2 separate regions of the Mus musculus genome follow, and region 2 is linked to region 1. The links are chromatin loops, found by intact Hi-C in ENCODE. Cell type or tissue: left cerebral cortex. All regions are shown on one strand. Links, peaks and the distances in the headings refer to the core of each region. The heading gives the core; the rest is flanking DNA. Region 1 holds the start of Gm52620 (a long non-coding RNA gene). Region 2 overlaps St6galnac3 (ST6 (alpha-N-acetyl-neuraminyl-2,3-beta-galactosyl-1,3)-N-acetylgalactosaminide alpha-2,6-sialyltransferase 3).

Region 1 (13,134 bases), core at 2,086-10,085:
GAAAATATCCGTAATAGGACCACCCCTGTGGAGCTGTCTTCAATCCTGCTGTGGAAAGGAGGGAAGTGGAGCAGCAACAGAGCAGAGATGTACAGAGCCAGCCCAGGGCGGGGCCACTAAAATAGACCGGGATCTCGCTTGACCCAGGTGAGAAAAGGAGAAAGCTGTTATATGAACGTTGGTGAGGCACCAGTGTTATGTAAATTATCTGAAGCCAGATGGAAGACTAAGTCTGTTTGTTTGTTCAGTTTTTCAAACATCTACTCAACCTTCAACCGGCCCTTCTAGTTACACAGCATAGGATTAAGAAGTCGACACCCTCCTGGCGTCCACATATAACAGGTACCCACATGAACCAGCTACTAATCAGGGTGGAAGATTGACTGAGCTGAAGCCAGTGTGCTGGATCACAAAGACCAGGCAAAGAGGCTGCAAGTCTGTCTGAGCACCCATGCAGCTGTTTCTAGAAGCCTTAAAAGAAGGCCCATTGCGTTGCTAGGGAGATGGTAATCGGTCCTGAGGAGCTTGCCCTGGAAGCATAAGGACCTGCGTTCAGTTCCCAGAATTCATATTTTAAAAATCCTAGTCGATTGGCCGGCCAGCCTAGCCAAATTGGCGAGGTTCAGGGTCTCAAAAGATGAGGTGGACAGTAAGACCACCCAAGGTTAATCCTGCCTCTATTTGTAAATACACATGCGTACACACCAGTAAGGGAAGAAAGGAGCTCTTCTTCTGCGTGCCCACAACAGTGGACTTAAGTGTTCGAGTGCATGCACACACACACACTCACACACACACACACACACACACACACACACACACACACACGCACGCACGCACACACACAGACATACACACACACACACACGCGCGCGCACACACACACACACGCGCGCGCGCACACACACACGTACATGCAAAGACATACACAGAAATACAGCTGGAGGTTCTGTTGTATTTAGAAAACAACAATAAAACGTGCAACAAGAAAAGGCCATTTTGTCTCCCCTCCCCCACAGAACCTCAGGAAAGCTACTGAAATGTGATTTGGTCCTCCTGGGGGACTGAGCCCAAGGAGCCTTCCAAAGAAAATGGAATTGTTTGTTCTACACTCAACTCAACACTCACTGTACATTCTGCCTGGAAACCACAGCAAAGGAGACCAGGAACAAAAGGGAACACAGGCAGAGGTTAGCGATTCCCTCCTAGAGGGCTAGGCTGTTCTCCAGATCTGTCCCACTACGACAGGCTCCCTGGGGGTTTGCTGAGAAACCCCTTCTAACGGCCCTCCTCAAGTGGAAACCTGTTACAAGCTCAAGGAAGAATGAATTTCTGAGACAACCTCTCTGGCGTCTATGAACCAGGCAGTGGTGCTGTGCGAGAGAAAATAGGATGGAAATAGAGCAGTGTTGTGGCAACATTTTCACAAGCAAAGAGAAAATAAAATCAAACATTTCGTTTCTAAGCACCATACTCTTTCCTACCCCCAAAGGTGCCTATTTTTGTTGTTGTTGTTGTGTTTCTTCTAATAAATTGCTTTTACAACAATGTAAAACCCTGAGACAATGAGTTTTTATTTGAACATTCTGCTTGTGACTGGGACTCCACACCAGTAAAACTTGTTGCCAACAGCTCTGATCCGCTTCTGAAGAAGGAATTCTCTCACCCAAGGGTCTCAGTTTCAGCCACGCACTGGCGTCCCCTGGAATATCTTATACACATACTAGTGCCTGGTCCTCCCTCCTCACAGTCTGATGTGTAACGGGTCTGTGCACTTGTATGTGGCACTGAGTTTTTAAGTTTGCAAGTAGATTGTAATACATGCTTGTCATAGTTCTAGTTCAGTGTTGACCTGATTGTATCTGGATCAAATAAGAGACATGATCTGGGAGTGTATGTCCTGGAAAGATTAACACAGAAAGGGAGTCCCCCAGCGTAGGAGACACCTCCCAGGCAGCCCAGGAAGAAAGAGCTTCCAGAGAAAACCAGTACTGCCTTGTGTGCCCAACTCTGCTACTCTCTGGCCGGGTATTTCCCCTGCTCCTGCCTCTTTTGTGGCTGGTATCGTTCTCTGACAGAGCTCAGCTTCTTTGTCCTTCCAACGAGGACTGAAGACCAGCTGCTATTGTTGGACTGTCCAACTCATATTGATAAGCCCATCTAAAATCCCCTTTGTAACAGATAACCTTTCCATCAGCTCTGTTCTCCAGGGAACTCTGACCAATACAGCACTGGAAGCTGAGGGCCAGTGGGAGACAACCTGGCACCAGGTACGTGTGTTGCTGCACTTAAGATGAGCCTCGTGCGCCACAGGATGAACCACATCCTCTCCTCTGATATCCAACCTCACGGTCTCTCCAAACTCGGTGCAGTAGTCTCTGTGACATGCATTGAAATGAAATGAAAAGCTGGGGCAGTGTCAGAAAGAAATGCTGAAACAGAACAGAAGGCTCACTAAATTGAAATCTGTGGAGCCCCCAAAGGAGGGTGTCCCTCACAGTGTCTCCCCACAGTTCACCAGTGCCCCCAGCCTCCCTGCAGCAAGCTGCTCCTCACTGGTGTGCTTTGACTGTCAGCTTCAATCTCTACCTGGTCCAAGGAAGCACACATGTCCTCTCCCAGGCCCTCCACACCCACATCTATACACCATAGCCGGATATAAGTCCCGCTTACTTGAGAGGCAGATGTGTGACAAGGCGCGTGTGCAGTGGTGCACCCAGCTTCTATGCCTGTGCACTTGCTAGTCACACAAGCAAAGGACACCCTATATCTATCAGAGAGTCTGAGCAGAGGCCTCCACGGGGACATCTTAGGCAACTTATCCCATGGAGGAGTTACAGAACTCCACAACCCCTGCACATATCATAGTATAACCTCAGGCAGGAACCTCAAACAGAAATGGCTTCAGAAGCCAGAAAGACAGGGGCTGAGTTGAGAGTACAAGACAGTAGAGGATGCTGGGTATTGGACTCATCTAATAATTTCCCATACTGAAGTCACAAAATATGAAAATGACCATGGCATCCAAACAAAACACATTTGGAAGTCAGTGGCCCCATGAGCCCCAGCATTTGAATTCAGGACTAAACCCATAGTAAGACAAAATATATCTTCTTCATCTGACCTCCAAAACATATGTCCCAATCTTAGAAGCAATGCTTCGAAGCACATCTATCTCTGGTAGATGCAGGGTGTCCTTTGCTTGTGTGACTAGCAAGTGCAGAGGCTTGGGATCTGGGAGCATCACTGCCCACGTGCCTTGTCACACACCCTCCTCTCAAGACAGGAGTCTGAGCTCAGGGCGACGTCCTCATTGCTGCCCCTCCAGCAGGAGAGTCCATGGAGTGTCCTTAAAGGGATGATATTTGCCGAAAGGTTGCTTTCCGGGAGGTGGTTTGAGGAAGTTCGGAAAAATTTAGGATGTGATATCTAGCTGGAGGAGGCAGGTAACTAACTGGAAGTATGTCCTTTAGACTACATGTTCCCCCAGCCTTCTCCCTCCATCTGGCTCTGATTCCTTCTTCCCTGAGATGAGCAGCCTCTGTCACATGACTTGCTTCCATGATGCTGTGCCTCACCAAGACCTAGACTCAGTGGGGCTGGCACTGTGGACTGCAGGGCCTGGTACTTAGAGGGAGTTTAACCCTCTTCCCTTCCTATGGTTACATCAGGGAGTTTGTTACGGTGACTGGAAGTCTGGCCAAGGCAGAGCTTCTGAATCATGGGTTGGCTTTACCAGCCATTCTGCACTTTTGACTCACCTGCTCCCTCCCCTTCTCAACTCTCCTCGGCTGAGTGGCCATTTATATCTTCAGTCCAAGTAGATGCTCCTTCTTCTCCCACTTAGTGTCTCATGCTCTTCCCTTGGCAGCTCGAAAGTCTCATGAATTCCCAATGGCATCTTGTATTTAGTTGTTCATGGAAGCAAACCCTTTATGACTGTAAATATCTGTTTGTATTTGTTACTTCTCTACTGCTGTGATAAAACACCATAACCAAGGCAGCTTATAAAAGGAAGATCCCATTTGAGCTTATAGCTCCGGAGGGATCAGAGTCCATCATGGCAGGGAATCGTAGCAAGTAACAGACATGGCGGTAGGAAAGGCTGAGAGCTCAAATCTCAACACAAACAGGAAGCCAGCTGAAAGCACAATGGGAATGACCTCTGGGTCTACCTCCAATGACACACTTCCTCCAACAAGACTTACTAATCCTCCTGAAACAGCACAACCTACTGGAGACCAAGCATGCAAATGCCAGAGCCCACAGGGTCATTCTCTTTCAAACTACCACACAGCCTCACCAGGCTGGTTTGGAATTCCTTGAATGTCAGATGATACTGTTTGCTCCTGAGTTCACACAGCATGGTAGTGTACTAATACTGCTGGTGGCAGTGAACCTTTACATATGCAATAGCAGAGTATACCTATGTGTTGACATAGGAAATATTGATAAGAATGTGGACAGCTGTATCATTTGTAGCATCCTTACAATATATTCAGTAACCTCTGTTTATAAGCTGCAACGCCAAGAGAAAAAGTCATGCCACAGAGACTTGATGAAGCATGTCATAACTCACACGCCATCTTAAAACATATATTAAAATGATAGCTTTGGGGACACACACATATATCATGAGCTCTGCTGGTTTCAGAAGGCTGCTGTAACCAAGTCTCACAATGGGGTGGCTTCCCCAACAGAAACTGACTATCGTGCAGCCCTGTTGACTGATGTGTCAGCAGGATTAGTTCTCTCTGAGGCTGTGAGGAGAAAGAATGAAGGAAACTGAGAGCCAGATGAACAAACACTCTGTGATCAAATGATGGATGCACTTGCAGCCTGGCTCAAGTCCTCAGACCTCTGATTATCACCCTCTCCTTTCCCAATGTGTAGGAGGAAAATGGGGGAAATGGGACATACAAAGATCAATTGCGCCTATATTCTTATGGTTAGGCACTATGTCAATTACTTTTCTCATCACTGTATCAAAAATCCTTAATGGGGGAGGGGCAGTGCAAGCAAAAGGGCTTCTTTAGGGCGTTCTGGTTTCAGAGGGATTAAGAGTGTGGTGGAATGACTCCTTCCACAGAGACAGTGTGAGGCAAAGGCTTGTTCACATGTATGCAGGTGACAGAGGATGTCGGCTGGGGTTGGGGGAAAGTATAACCTTTAATGGCTTGCCTTTAGTGACCTAATTCCTCCTAAATCCCACCTCCTAAAAGCCCCACAGTCTTCAAAGTAGCCCCCCTCACTCAGGAGCTGGGGTTCATGACAGGAGCCTGTAGAGGACATTACAGACTCAAATCACACAAGGTATGGAGTCAAGCGAGCAGAAGCACTCAGATGTCTACCACCCTCCATTCTGTTGACAAAACAACTGTTTGAAGAACTTAAATACCAAATGTGGACACATAGAGATTCGTGACTAGTATAATTATAGTGACACTCATCAAAGGAATTTGGCCTAGGGCAGTGGACAGCCTTGAATAATTACAATGATTGCATATTCTCTATATCAAATGTATATATACAGTAAACTGAAAGGATCTACGAAAGCTGGGTGTGGTATGGGTCATTTCCAGAGTGAGGGGATCTATTCAGCCTGCCCAATCTGCAGTTACTTCCTCTGTTCAGAAATGGCCTCTCGGTCCGTAGAAGTGGATCTTCTCAGCAAACGTATGCTAGATACCTAGTTGTCACTGAGGTATTCCGGGGCAGACAAGGGACCAGGACTGTGAAGAGCCCAGCTCATCAGCTAAGTGATTTCTAAGATCTGGAGTTAGGTGCTGTGTATAAGCACCTTGCTCTTCTTGGATAGGAAATCTAGACACAGGAGAGGCAGATAGACATTAAAAAAGGTAAAAATAGAGAAAGATATCATAGATAGATGGATAGATAGATAGATAGATAGATAGATAGATAGATAGATAGATAGATAGATAGATGATAGATAGATAAATGGATAGTTAGATGGTAGACAGATGGTAGATGGTAGAGAGATAGATGGAGACTACCTGTGTTCATATCCATGGTGGGTTTTGGAAAAGGTCCCTGTATTCTCAATCATGCCTTGTCTTTGTGTGAGGTCAAGTTAGTTCCTGTATGTGTAACCGCAGGGACCTGACTAATATAGCTCAGCAGATGGCAGGAACAAAGCACAGAAGAGAAAGGAGATGAATTTCTCAGCTAACAGGTGGCAGGGAGGGTGCGTGTGCCTGGTCCCATCCCTCCAACTTTGCCCACACACTTACCTCTACGGCCCACTCGGGAGACACATTTCCAGCTTTCTTTTTCTTTTTCTTCTACTTTTTCTTCAATGCAGAGTGAGAAACAAATGAAAGAAACAAAACATTCTAAATGATTAGTCTCTGCCAATGGAGCTGGACAGCCTCCAGCTTCCCACATAGTCACCGTCAAGCAGCTGTCCCCAAGAGCGCAGGAGGAACTGCTAAGCCGGGGAGAATTCTGCTTTGGGAGCAAGCACACGCTGGTCCCAGAAACAGAGAGGTAGAACAGTCAAGGACACAGAAAGCGGTTTTATACCAGGAAGTTTGAATGCAAAGGTTAAGCAGACCAACGAGCGGCCAGTGTGGGGCGGAGCCCACAAAAACCTCCTTTAATCTCAGGAAGAACTGAATTACTATTAAATGAGTTGATACAATTTACAGCTAAGGAAGAGGAAATACAAACTCACTTACTGGCATGTTTCCATGTCTACCAGGTGCCCATGCTGACAACAGTTCTCCCTTAAACAGACTGCACCATTTGGAAAGAATTTCATTAAATCCAGCTAGGGCCCGACCATGCCTTCTCTAGTACCTGGGTGCTTCATCTAGCCATGCCTTCTCTAACTTTCCTCCACAGTAAATAGACTGATGGCTGGTTTAGGGTTGGCTGTAAACGTGTGCTCCATGCATGGATTATGTTAAGTCAGACATACTGTGGGACTGGTCAAAACTGGAACTGCAGCTTGGGAACACCCTCATGACCATTGAGTCCCTCCCCCCCCCCCCCATGCAACCCAGAGGCTCCTCTTTCCACACTGCTCTTGAACACACCAGCATTGCTTCCTTCAGAAGACCTGTGAGCACTGGGCGAGCTGGGCAGCAGAGCTCTTGCCCAGTACGCCTGAGCCTTGAGATTCCACAGCCCCTAGCACCACACAAAAGGCACTAAGAACTGGTAAGGGGCTCGAAGACAGAGGAATGGCTATGTGCAACAGCTCGCTTCTGACGAACACAGAGCTACATTTCTGATGGACGACTGGCTGTATTCTATCAGGAAAAGGGACCCCAATAAGCACAAAGGGCTAACGGGGTTCGTAGCTAAGACGACAGGCAGTAATTTCAAAATGGTACTCTGCATGATTGATCCGCTTTCAGGAGGCCTTCCATGGCAGGGCTCTGAGAGGTCTTTTATCATTATCTCTTTCCTCTGCCCTGAGTTTTTCTGCGAGGACTCTGCGCAACTCTCTCTCTAAGCCTGGCTCCTATGTCACTTTCAACTCCCCTTCAGGGCTCAGTGAGCCCCAGTTCAATCTCCTGGGAGCACAGACTTCTTGGTCTTGCTGCTTTCCTTCTCCAGCATAATCCTGTCATGATCTTTATGTCCTCATACGTACCTGAGGCCTGTCCTTGTGATTACTAATTCCACCCCATCTCTCTGCAGTAAATTGAGCTGAGAGCCATTGAAAGTACAGGCTCTGAAAGTACTCTACCAGTGAGATATGCCCCACACCTCTTCTCTTTGGTTTCAACAATTTTGCCTTCCAAATTTTCTTTCTGCTGTGCACTTTAGCTTGGTTTGGATAGTGGAGGTCCTCAGCTGACCTTTCTTTCTCTTTCCAGCTCTACTGCAACAATTCTGACTCTGATGTAGTAAGGATGCTGCCAGTGGTCTAAAGGACATTTCATTCATTTCGAGAAAAGGGTGAAGGGGAAAGTTCCCCTTGCGTGGTATTTTCTTCCCACACCATCATAACAGGAGTCAGGAGACCAGCATTTTGCAAAATCTTTCAGAGCAATATTATTTCTAAGGATTAAACCTAAAGGGAATTCAAAGTCAGCCATAAACAGCGAAGTTAAAAGGCTTGTTAAGTCTCTCCTGCTCTGATGTACTTGAGTCCTAGCTTGCAAGGAAGCTTCTGATGTATAAAGAGGCACGGGGGGATCTCAGAAAATACAAACTTTTAGTCAGGCGATGAGCTTCAATTTCTATTTATCAGATGTTCTGCCCTGGTGATCTGACGTTCTTAGTATGTATGGGGATAGCAAGCATGTGCCAATCTGTCCAGCTAAAACCAAGGTTGGAATTTAGGGCAACTAAAGCCTTTCCGCCTTCATCATCCCCTCTGACTGCTTGGAATTGGACAAGTCTGAGAACTGACATGCCATTCAGTATCAGCGGATGGAAGACAGAAGGAGCCACAATGGAAAGGAAGAAAAGGAAAGTGGAAAGATGTGACTCCCCAAATCTCTGCTTCCCTTTAAAACTCAGCTGCTACCTTGTCAGAAATACCCCACTATGTGTGTTTTTAAAGATTCTGTGTTTCCTTTATCTAACCGAAGTTCCACCAGGGCTGGGGGAGATGGCTCTGTGGGTATAGGACTTGCTATATGAGATGGAGACTTGACTTAGAGTCCTCAGAATCCATGTAACATTGGGTGTAGTAGCACAGACATGTAATCCCACCTGTCCTACAGGGAGATGGGAGGGAGAGACAGGCGAGCCCCTGCAGGGACTCACGCCAGCGGGCCCAGCATATGTAGTGACCATAAAAGCTAAATATCATTCCTCTAAAGTGTAGAAAACAACGACTGATGCTCAAGCTACCCAGAGTCTTGTATCAGTTACACAACTGAGTTTATAATTAAATAAAAATTAAATGTTTAGGGTTTTTTTTTAATTAATAAAGCAAAGATTTAGAGCTTGACTTCATTCTCTTAAGATGTTGAAGGAAGCCAAACACAAAATTGATCATAACTGAAATATTGAAGCAAGCCCCATTCCTTCACAGGAGTGGCTGGAGACTGCACGTGGACTGTAGTTTGACATGGTAATCCTAATTTTTTTCATATCACTATAATTAAGCCTTACCCTTACAGGTTATGTATGACAATATATTTGCAACAGAGTGAGACATAAGAGCCCTGGGAAGCCATAAGATGCCCAATAAAGGTGGCATCAACACCTCTAGTAACCAAGAATGTTTATAAGGCTTAGAAATCCAAAGACACTATGAACATCAGGTATGTAACATGTAGCATGTTTCCTCAGGGCATCTCAATAAAGGTTTTCAAAGAAAGAACATCCATTGAATACAAAATCAATGAATCCAGCAAGGCTTATTAAGTTCCTTTAGGACTTTAAGCACCCATACTGGAAGAGACATTACAGCATTTAAATGTGTCTGAGGTGGTCTTCCAACGTTGTAACAAAGTGTCAGTCTTCCAACATTGTAACAAAGTGTCAGAGTCTTCCAACGTTGCAACAAAGTGTCAGAGTCTGGTTACTGTACAAAGGAAGATGTTTATTTAACTTACAGCTTTAGAGAGTACTAGCCTAAGTGTTGGTCTTTCTGCTTGGATGGGAAGGTGCCTTAGGACACAGAAGCCCAGGAACCACACAGCTCTAAGGGCAGACTGTATCCCAATAGGAGGGCGCACTGAGACACAGGGGTCCAGAAACCATGTAACTCTTAGCAGAAGCCTCCTCAGCCAGCAGAGGTGGTGTAGCTGCCAGGGGAGGGGATCACTAGCTGAGCTGAGGAGCTCAGGAGCTTCAGCCTGGCTTCTCCTCTCCCCTTCTTCCCGTCCTCCTTTCTCCTTCATTGCTTCTTGTCTTCATCTAACGAGATAATCACACCATGCAGCAAATCTCATAAAAGAGATTTATTGGGAGGGTTTAGGGTGTCGAGGGACAAATCCAGGAGTGGCTGCCTCTGCTCCTAGGAGGGAGCAGACAACAAGAAATCAAAGCCCAGTACTTATATAGGGGTTCTTTCTAGGGGAAGAGATTTTTAGGGTGATTTTCAGAGTGAGGATTGGTAGGATTTCAAATCCTGAGCTTGGGAGCTTGGGGACTGGTGGGTTTTCTTGTTCAGAGATTGTTGGGTTTTTGTGGGAAGTTCAGGGATTGCTGGGGTTCAGACTATTCACCTAAAATTAGCATAATCTGGGGAGGGGCTGGCTACTGGAACTCCTCAGGCCTGGCCGCTTTCCAGCCCTGATGGTTTACAAAGTTTACAAAGTATACAAAAAGTTTACAATGGGAGTCCAAGGCAGGGAAAGCCTTGCCTACCACTTGGATTGTGTAAATACCCAACCCTAAGACATGGCCCAGTTTGCTCTGCCTCTGGTAAGAGGCTCGTGGTAGACAGCATCACGGTGAAGAGAGAGTAGGAAGAGTCACATGGTATGACAAGACGCTGCAGAAAGGGAAACGTCTTGTTCTCTTATACTGACTTCTCCAGATAGAACTGAGGGCCAACAAGAACTGCTAGTCCTTCTACGAGGAGACCCCAGTGTCTGATCTACCTTGCCCTGTACTGTGCCTCTTACAGGTTCTAGTACCTTTCTATACCACCTCACTGGGGTCAAACCTCTGACACATAGACTCTTGAGAGATCCTCTGAAGCGAAAGTAGTCAGGATCACCTCAAATCCTTAAGACTTGTCGGCACATCTTATCTCAGCCCTCAGTACCAGCGAATCTGTTCCTTCATGAGGTGCACCTTCATGATAGGCATTTTAGAATGAAACTTTGAGACAAAGGATGGAGACATTAATATTCTCACAGAGCAATGGGGTAGCTTCAAAGGAAGTTCTAAACGGGAGAGCGCTCTGTTCTACAGAATTCCCAGACTTGATTCCATTTTGGAGATGAAGCTGAAACATAGTCACTGTGACCCAGAATCTACACAGGAGACAGATGGGAACTGCCCTCTGTACAGAATGGTGAAACGGAAGTTCTATACATCATTAGAGCCACTGAGGGTGTGACTTTGTAGATCAAAGAACCCATGCCGCACGTAGGCATGTGTCCTGGACTCAGTTTCATCCCAGCAGTTGGGACAAAATGGAGACAGTTGGACAAGTTCAGGCTCACCTAAAATAATGCTTCTATCTAAAAGAGTAAAGAGACTCAATGCCTTTTTTCACATAGGTGCCCATTCCTTTCTTTCCCAACTATTCCACAAGGCACCCCTCTATGTAGGGGCAGGAGAGGTGGGGGTGGGGAGTGCAGCCTCAGCTGAGAAGTGTATCCACAGCAGAAGTCCATCCCTTTTCAGAGGGATCCACCAACCTGCTACCTAAGAGCCATGGTTGCTATGCTGCTGGCTCAGGTGCCTGAACCACCCCAAGGTTGCAAAGCTGGGCTGGAATTTGAAATCTCGGAGTCAGAGCCTTGCTCCTAATTACTGCCCTTCCCTGAATCGGCTGACATCATGCCAGACTTGTGAAGGTTTTCCTTCCATCCACGGAGACAGATCTGAGCAGATGGTAACAGCTGTGAGGAAGCTGATGTTCAAAGTGGGGTGACAATAAACTGGGAGAGATAACCTTCTCCTGCTCTCTATGCCCTGCATCACGGCCCCCGTCCATGTGTTTGGTATCATCACCAACACTCCTTGCTTTCAAGTTCTTGGTTTGCTTTTTTTGAATGTTGTTTCTCATCAGCTATACCACGCATGGAGTCAGGACTCACGGTGTGCAGGATCCAGGCCATCTTCAGCATCATCCAAGTGGAAAATGATCCCTGGCTCATAGTAAATAGCAAAACTGTGCAGTATGCCTAGAAATCACACATCAGTTTTCTAGATGCTTCCTTGGGGGCATTTACAATATTCTTGCTCTCGGTATTTTATATTCTGTTGCTTCTGATGTTTTCCTGGAAAACAATTTGATTACTCTGAGAATTCAAAAGGACAGTGTGAATGGAGAATTAAATAAGTTTTTCATGTTATAAAAGACCTTCCCGTGGGAAGTGATGGGGAGAACCAGTCTTCGCCCATTAGAGCCCTGCACGACTAATTAGCACTGGCTTGCAATCAAGGCTATTCTTTGGGTGGCCACTTCCTTCCGAGCCTGTGACACAGCCCATCTGACCCCTGCTTCCTATTTTCAACTTCACACAATGAATCCTTCCTAAAATGTGTCTCTCTCCCTTCGGAGAATGAAACTTGCAGCACTAGCTCTCTCCCCCACTGCTTCTCTTTGCAGTTTTCTTTTTATTCTTTGAGCTCTCTCTGCAATGAAAGTTCCTTTTCTAGTCTGCAAAGACCTTTCACACTGGAAAAAATTGGAGTTTGGTGCTACATAAAGTGTAGGCCCTGTGACAGCAAATGATTAGAGAGCATTTGGTGCAGAATTTTAATCCCCGACCCCACTGGGAGCCTGGGATTATCCCCCAGAGCACGTTCAGGGGCCCTGTGGGGAACCAAGGACACGGGCCTCCGAGTAAGCTGGAGTTCATATATAGTCCCAAATCTATCACTTTCCAGTGTGCCGTGAACTAGTTAGCTGAGCCTTCTCTGCCTTGGCTTCTCATTTGTAAGATAAAGATTCTTAATTTTATTTTTAGTGTATTTAGAGTAGAAAATTTGAGTCTTAATTCTGGGTTTCAGAGTCATTTTGAAGGTTTGGTGAGGTCAAAACAGTGACTACTGCAAAAGACATCATTTTCTTTGTGGGGTTTGAGAGGAAAAGTCAAGGCCAGAGAACAGGGCCTGAAGTAGAGATGTAGAGGGAGACTGGGTGCCTTTGTAGAGACAGGGCCTGGAGGTCCTAAAGTCAATGACCATGACAAATGCAGGGCCACAGTCAAGAGGCTCAGGCAAGGGCTGCAGGATGAGGGAGGCTTCCCGGTGGCAGCTGCTGTACGGTGGTAGCTGCTACTGAAGACTGCAGACAGCCCCAAGCTGATCCTTCCTGATCGAATGACCTTTCTTTAGCTTGCAGTTAGAGACTTTATTCTGCTTTGAAAGGTCATTACACAGATTAAATTAGACAACAACTGCAAAGTACTTCACCAAGGGTGTGGCACAGTAGGCCTTTAATAACCGATATCACTTCGTGTTACTTACTCTTGCTATCGATTTAGAAGTCAGTTTCACCTCCAGTCCTAAATTCTCTCA
Region 2 (8,000 bases), core at 1-8,000, 410 kb before region 1:
TAAGGTGTTTTCTCAGTGGGGGAGGGCCCATCCCATTGTGGGTGAAACCATGCTGGTGGTCCTGTCTGCGTTCTATAAGAAAGCATGTTGAGCCAGCCCCATGAAGCAAGCCAGTAGGCAAGAGCACCCCACCGTGGCCTCTGTATCAGCTCATGCTTCCATGTTCCTGCCCTGTGTGAGTTCCTATCCTGCCTGACTTCCTTCAGTAAGGATATATTGGAATATAGCAATATGGTTGAAGGAACAGCAATATGGAAGTAAGAAAAACCAACTAAACCCCTTCACTTGCTGTTTGGTCATGGTGTTTCATTGCAGCAATAGAAACCCTAAGACACCAGGTATCTAGGCGGAGTGGCAGTGAGCACCAGAGGTCTTCCCGTCTCCGCTTCCCTAGCACTGGGGTTAGACGTGTGCATCTCCATCCCTGACTTGTTTATCTGGGTGTTTGGGTCCTCATGCTTGCACGGCAAGCACTTTACCAGCTGTGTTACCCCCTAGTTCCCTTTTGTGCACTTTGCAGCCTGAGGTATTTATAGGCTGTGTCTTTCTTTCTTGGCCTGGAGGTAGAGTGACTGGCCCCTCTGTCATTTCCACGGGGCTGTGCAAGGTGGCTCGTGTCTGGACCATCAAAGCAGCACTGTCAGCCTTTCTTCAAGTAGTGGCCAAGCCACATGGTCCTCAGTGGACCAGCTACTGACTTCATTGTGCCTTACAGTCAGCAAAACCAGTAACCACCCTGTGTGGAGCATTAACACAGGAGTCACACGTGAAGCTGTGGCCATTAACTTGTTTATGGTTGGACTGCTATGCAAAGCCGAGGGAAAGTATGACTCTTTTAGGATTAATATATTGGACAGAATGTCTACCAGGAGAGGAGGCATTTGCTGATAAATAGAATTCTGCTGTTGATTTATTTAGTAATGGAGACTTGAAATTAGAGAAATCAGTGTGCGTGTGAAAGCCATTGTCATCTGGTTAATTATGTTTTGCCAGCAAGATGGGGAAACACTTTGTGCTCAGCGCAGCCAAATGCTTCCAGCCATAGTCCTGAATTGTAAATGACAGGCACCTAAGTGGGGATAAAGACAAGGCTCCCGGAATGCCACTTTCCTGGACCGATGTTGCCTCTGAGGCTTGACATCTCTGTCCACTGCTGTAACAGTGGGCTTTTTCGGTGGTGATTTTTTGTTCATGAGACATCGGTAACTACTGAAAGACCGTTGTCATAATGGTGAGAGATGAGGAATAGTAAGGAGGGCCAAGTGTGATGTGGTGACTTTGACAATGTAATGTCACTGTGAAGACACACCATGACCACAGCAACTCTTATAAAGAAAATCTTTAATTGGGCCTGGAGTACAGTTCAGAGATTTAGTCCATTATCCTCGTGGTGAGAAGCATGGCGGCGTGCAGGCAGACATGGTGCTGGACAAGGAGCTCAGAGTTCTATATCTTCATCCACAGGCAGCAGAGAGAGAGAGAGAGAGAGAGAGAGAGAGAGAGAGAGAGAGAGAGAGAGCGCCACTGGGCCTGACTTGGCTTTTGAACCCTTAAAGCCCACATTTCCTCCAACAAGACCACACCCACTCCAGCAAGGCCACACTCTACCAACTCAAATATATACGCTTGTAGGTGCCGTGTTCAGACCAACACACGTGGATACCAGTGACTTCTCTTCTGACAGGCACCTTCCCTTCTTCCAGTTCTGATGGACCATCAAGGAGTTTCACAGCATAATCTGTGATCTGTCTCTCCAATCACCTCTGCAGGGGAGGGATTAAGATGGCAGACAGAATAGTCCTGTTCAGAGACTTTCCAGCTTGAATCCCTGGAACCAGTAAATATGTTCCCTTTCATGCCAAATGGGCTATTTCAGGGTTGGTGATACTAAGGGCCTGGAGAAAGAAATTTTGTTCCCACTTAGCCAATCATGTCTGTGTAAGTTGAGGTTAGAGATGGGAGAGTCCAGGAGGCCCTGCTGCCAGTTTTGAAGATGGACAAATGGGTCTTTAGCCAGTGAACTGTGGAAGTTTCTAGAATCCAGAAAAGGCAAGAAACCAGATCATTCCCAGCCGTGTCCAGCAAGGTACAGTTAGCAGATATGCCTTGAACTGCTTTAAGCTGTCTTGTTTGCCGCAAATGGGAATTATACATGGAACTAAGCGTTTCTCCTCCTTAGGCTGCTCCTGTAAAGAAAGACTTGATCCAGTATAAAGTCAGCTCAGTTACTCATCAACAACCATCTACGATAAGCGAGTGTCTCCTGCGTGTCTATCTGAGGCACTTGGGGTAGGGTGTGAGCAACACGGGACAGGTTCCTCTTCTAATCCAGTGTCAGGAGATTGATAACTCCCAGAAGACAGACACTCGTGATCCATAGAGATGCACATGGAGGCTGGAGCCACTGCATTCAGAGATTCTGCACTTAGGGATGGGAAGGGATGGAGAAGCCATGCAGATAGAGTGTTCTCACAAGACACTGCAGGATCACGTGATCTCATCAGGGAGGAAGCACAGGGTCAGAGAACAGCCAGGGGTGCTTATGTTGATGGGCACCTTGCAGTGAACTTCAAAGCATGACACAAATATTAGTCACTGTGGCTGTGTTCCCTCTGTGCATCTGTGAGCTATGAGATCTTACTTTTGTATATGCTGAATGGGGAGAAAACAGCTATTGTCCAAAGATTCCAAGATATGCAAGCCCAAGTTGAGTATTTTCTTAGAATGTATGGGTCTGTGTGTCACAGTGACGGGACATCATTGTCTCTGTGGTCTACGAGGGATCTCCACAATACGAGTGGGGTTGTGTGGCCTCTTTCGTAGTAAAGAGAACATTCTGGGGTGGTAAAGTCAAGGGCATTGAGAAAGGGCACACAGCTGTGCTAGGGGAGAAGTCACCAAGTGATTAGACAACCTTGGCCCCTGCTTTGCAGGTGGAATGGGTGGGGCGGGCAGGTGCATTGGTTCTGCAGCCTTGTAAACAAGTAGTTCCCTGGTGGAGCCAGGCTCTGCCAGAGGAAGCAGTGAGGATATCTGGAGTCTAATCTGGGCGCTGTCTTTCTAAGGCACAGGAGGAAACGGGCAGTTTCTAATTAAGGATGCTGAAGTGCTGCCCCTGGTAAGGTCACAGGTGAAGTGTGTCTCAGCTTTCTCTATGCTGAAGAGTCTGTGTGCAAGCAATACACATTTTTATTCTTACTAATTCAGGCTATCCTTTTAGATTATACACCCCAAATGAGTTCCTCCAGATTCTCTGTAGTTCCTGTGATAAATGACGCCTCAGAATGTTGCAAGCAGAGCAGCCTTCCCTCTCCTGCCTAGTGACAGAAGCGAAGTGGGCATCTCCAGCCACGCGCCTTCCTCACACCTCCCTCATGGCTGCTGCCTCTCAGCATGGAGCATCTATAAAGGGAAAGTGAAGGGTTGCTAAGCAGGATGGGAAACTCCCAATGTAGAGATGTGGGAAAAAAATAAAAAGGGTCAAATCAGTATGTGTTATGAGTTGCACAGAAGCCCGAATCCTAGAAAGCTCCGGAAAGTAGTCCAAGCCAGAAATAACCAGGCATGCAGCCAGGATGGAGAGCAGGAGGCAGTCTTTCGATCCCTGCTGTGTGTGCCACTGTCCTGTCCTCAAGGTCAGAAATCTCTGTCCCATTTCCTTCCAATCCAGATCTGTAGCAAAAGCCTGTGGAGTACAAAGAGGAGAGACAGTCCATACGAGTGATCCTATCTCCCAAGCCCTTTGAGAGTTTTTGCATTTTATTTGCTTAAAATACTGAAAGTGTGCCAGTGCCTTGAAATAGTATGGTTCCCTGGCATTCTGCCATAAAGGTGATCATGAAAAGTGGTTTAAGGCATCTGTGAGAATTGACTTTATGAGGTACACTCTCTCATTCATCTAACCATCTGTCCATCTATCATCCTTTCATCTATTCCTACATCCACCCATTCATCCATGCACCCACCTATCCAATCCATCCATCCATCCATCCATCCATCCATCCATCCATCCATCCGAGGTATGGTAGCCACTAGATGCCAGACACTGAGCTAGGAGCCAAGCTAGGGGACAAGACCTGTATTGAGCCTCCTGGAACTCGTTGATGTAATAGAAGCCAGTAAACATGTGAGTGAATCACACACAAGTGGTGAAGTGTTGTAGAGGATGCTGACATGGTGTTATGGTAGAGAAGCACATACAAGTTGCAGAAAGGTCTGGTTTGGAATCATGTTGCTTATGGAGAAGCCCTCCACCATCACGTTTCTGAATGTGCATTTCCTGTCTCCTCCCCTCCCTGCCTGTATCCACATCCTTTGTGCCCGAATCATTACTCTACGCCCTGAGTTGTTGCTGACACCTGACACAGGTTTTCATTTACTTGGCCATCTGCCTTAGTCCATTTGTGTCTCTATCATGAGATATCTGAGGATGCCAGCAAACCGTGACGTTTACTCTGCTCACCATTCTGATGGCTGTGGGGTCTGATCAGCACAATGCAGACACCTAGAATGACATGCCAGAGGAGGACAAAGGATGTCTGCTGAGGGCAGAATGGCCATGCTTGTGGAACATGTCTGCTTCACATGACCACAAGCCTTGCCCCCTCTGCACTCCCTCCTCTCTTCCTAACACTCTCCCTGCCATGGGGTGGCTGTCATTCTAGAGCATCTTCTAACAAGCCTACTGAAAGATCACCTGATTGTTAGCCAATGGGATTTCATCTGCCTTACTCTTTACCATTGGTTCCAGTCCAGAGCCTGCGAAGTTTAGATGCTACCAACATGCAGAGAACCAAGATGCAAGTGACTGTCGTCCAGCCACAAGGAAAGGACTTCTAACAGGCATGGGGTTGCTTACTCTAGAGCATTATGCTCTCTGGATATGTAGCTTGAAGATCATATTCATCCACCCTTCCTGTCTGTCCATTTATCCATCTGCTCAGCTCTGGCAGCCTTTTCCGTTGTCTATTAAACTAACTTAATTGTCCTATTGATTCCTCTTAACTGATTCTAGTGTGTCTTTGACATATGCCCCTATGCATTTGTTTAAGAATAATTTTAAGAATATAGATGTGTGTATATTTTCCTATGCCCATAAGTATGGAGGGGGAGGGAGGAGAGAAGAGAGAAGTAAAAAACAGAACACATTTGGCTTAGACTTCTTTAAATGAGCTTAGAATACTTAAAGTCACCAACTGTTGTCAAAATAATCTAACTGAAAACCTTTTTTATGATATATTATTGACTCTCTCATGTAATTTATAGAGTATTATGTTAAAAAGAAATGACAAGGGCCAGGGAGATGGCTTGGTCAGGTGCTTGTCTGTACAATCATGAAGACCTGCATGTCTGTCCCCAGCACCTGCTCAGAAAACCCTAGAACTGACTAGTTCAGAGAGGGATAGTGTCCTGGAATGAGAGAGACAGACAGACAGACACAGAGACAGACAGAGAGAGACAGAGAGACACAAAAAGCACAGCACCATAAAGGACAACTCCCAACCTCGACCTCTGGTCTCCTTGCATACATAACCCAACACGCCCACAGTGCCTAATGGATTATAATGTGTGCTTGAGTTTTATTTGAGAAGCCCCATAATGAGATTGAAACTTAGAGATCTGTAAACATTGGATTTGAATACACGCTACCAGTTGTACAATGAGAAAACCCCCTTCTCCCATTGGTGCTCAAAATCTATGCTCTAGAAACTCAGAGAGAACTTGCCATGAAGAGAATTTTATTCTTAGAGCATCCTGCCAATTAAAATAGCCCATACAGAGTACGCTTGGAAAGTGGCCTCCGCCATTTATTTTCTAAGATTCCACATTGACAGGGATAACTTATTATTTAGCCGTGACTGGTCTGGTCTAGTTTTATTGCCTCACGCACTTGCTGACCCTATTGATTTACCCTGAAAGTCTAATTTAGTCCGGGAGACCACCTGTGATTTCTGTACATTTCACATGCGGAAGAGCATCGTTCTCAGCAACTTGTTCTCTCTGATTTCCTTCGCACATGAGAGTTGATGTAGAAAAGACAGCTGAGCAGAGCCTGGCAGCCTTTCAAAAGCACGCAGCCAAGTCTCCATTTACTCACTCTAATTTGAAGCTCTGTATGCCGGGTGTAGCCACCCCTCTCCCAAACCACGTGAGACTGAGATCTCCCGAGACACAGCGAGGCTGCAGAAATTGAAATTACCTTGGCGTGATAGATTTTTCTAATCTTCTTTCTTTCCTGAAAACCAAGAATTTTGAAACTGCTGGTGCCAGTTTTATGCAGCCCAAGCAGATGAGGATGATGCACATAGATGGAGAGGTGGTTTGAGAGTGAGATTGGGCTCTGAGGTCTCGGGAGCTTTGTGTGCAGAAGTTTCTGTCTAGTCAGGCTTCCGTGGAATGTGTCTGTGTTGTGCTTCGTGTACTAACCCATGCCTCAAACTAACAAAGAGCCTTCCTCTCTGTTACACAATACTTGGGTCTTCTGAAAAATACGCTAGACCATATGGTTGATGTGTCCATCAAAGTAGCTGCTTTAAAACAGAAATGTCATAGTCAAAGCCAAAGATGTTTTGAGCTTCTCTTTATAAATTTTTACAAAAGAAACAAATGTGCATGTGGCAGAGCGTGCAAGAGTGAAGAGCAAGTGGAGGAGAAGCGCTCTGTTCTCTCCCAATAAAACCTCCAGACCTTGAATGTCTTTTTAAAGAAGAGAATCCAGTCTTGGGCAGTTACTTAGATTTCATTACATAAGTCAGATACCACTGGGGGGCCTTGCACTGGAGACTAACAAGGGATCTAACCTAAATGCGCCTTGGGGAAGGGTAGAATTCCTGTAGGATGCTCAGCAATGTATGTCAGTATAGTGTATGCCAGATCCACTGTGCAAAGATGGCGAGTCAGATGCCTCAGTGACCTGGGGACAACCCATTTTTAAGATTCCTTTAATGGTGATGTGTTTTCCCTATCATGTCCCTTTGGCATGTCCCACCTCCCCCTTGCTTTCTCCGGGGCTGCTTTTTGTGTTTGAGACTCTTGAAGAAGTGAAACCCCACAGGGGCGGAGAGTGGCCGTCAGGGTAAAGACAACATAGAAGACCTTCAGGGAGATACCTGCTAATCTGGGTTAGTGTCTGCAGATAAGGGCACATGATGTTCCCTCCTGTGCATGGAGATATGTGCAAGGTCCACAGCTGAGATCTGCAGTTACTGAGACCTGAAGCTGAAGACTTTCTGAACACTGCCGTGTGCTATGGGTTTTTTTTCCTGCATGTCCTGCATCATTGCTGCATAGAGCAGAGGTCCTCTGTCCTTCCGTGCTTGGTTCACCTTGTCTCCGTAGCATTTCTGCTCTTGAACATTGGCAGTTGTACCGATGGAAACCTGAAGCTGACGCTATAACTTCTTCAGCCGTTCCTGTGATAGCATCTTGGCAATGTTAAGGGAGGGAGGATACATTTTGGATAATCATGTTTGGAAGCTACAGTCAGCATGATGCAGGCATGGTGGTGGTGAGGACAGCTCCAGCTGTGGGGGCAGGACCGTGAGGCAGCTGGTCACATGGCATCCAGAGTCAGGAAGCAGAGAGATTAACTGGCTTCCTCTTTTCCTTTTGATCCAGGCTTTGACTCAGCATAAGGAATGATACCACTCACATTTAGGGCGAGTCTTCCATGTCCCAATAGGCCTCTCTAAAAGCACCCTCAAAGACAGTCTCAGAGGTGTGTCTCCTGGGTGACTGTAAATCCAGTCAAACTGATAATGAAGATTAGCCATTATATACCATAATACCTTGACAGTTGGCCTGCTGGGTGACTGACAAGAGGGTAGCAAATATAACACAGACAGAAAAATAACTTTATGACTCAGATCCTTGGAGGGGCCAGGCCAGATAAGGTGAGATTTCTCTACATTATGTAGAACTGTACACCATTTAGGAAAGGAGAACTGTTTATGGTGCTCACAGTTTAATGATTTTATACACATTTGGATGGAGGTAACAGT

The links. A loop is a pair of places that touch in the nucleus more often than their neighbours do. Peaks named below come from ENCODE experiments on the same cell type or tissue, not always from the same donor. Only the 100,000 strongest peaks of a DNase experiment are listed, where the experiment ranks them.
Region 2: it touches region 1 in a loop (7-fold over the local background); 3 of 42 quality-filtered maps call a loop at or near these places.

Annotation. Positions count from the first base shown.
Region 1 is chr3:153,071,657-153,084,790 of GRCm38, reverse strand. It overlaps Gm40182 (a long non-coding RNA gene), which reads right to left. Exons shown (of 3, transcript XR_867778.1): 2 at 11,706-11,888; 3 at 9,577-9,946. Gm52620 (a long non-coding RNA gene) reads right to left here and starts at 6,520. Exons shown (of 2, transcript XR_003954593.1): 1 at 6,252-6,520. In left cerebral cortex, for the core only: no CTCF peak of the experiment used is centred there; DNase peaks (open chromatin) are centred at 6,342 and 6,688; H3K27ac peaks cover 852 bases.
Region 2 is chr3:153,480,361-153,488,360 of GRCm38, reverse strand. All of the region lies in intron 2 of St6galnac3 (ST6 (alpha-N-acetyl-neuraminyl-2,3-beta-galactosyl-1,3)-N-acetylgalactosaminide alpha-2,6-sialyltransferase 3), which reads left to right. Among named protein-coding and RNA genes, the nearest start is that of Gm46831, 25 kb to the left of the region's middle. In left cerebral cortex, for the core only: no CTCF peak of the experiment used is centred there; DNase peaks (open chromatin) are centred at 3,417, 6,090, 6,581 and 6,965; H3K4me3 peaks cover 347 bases; H3K27ac peaks cover 2,109 bases.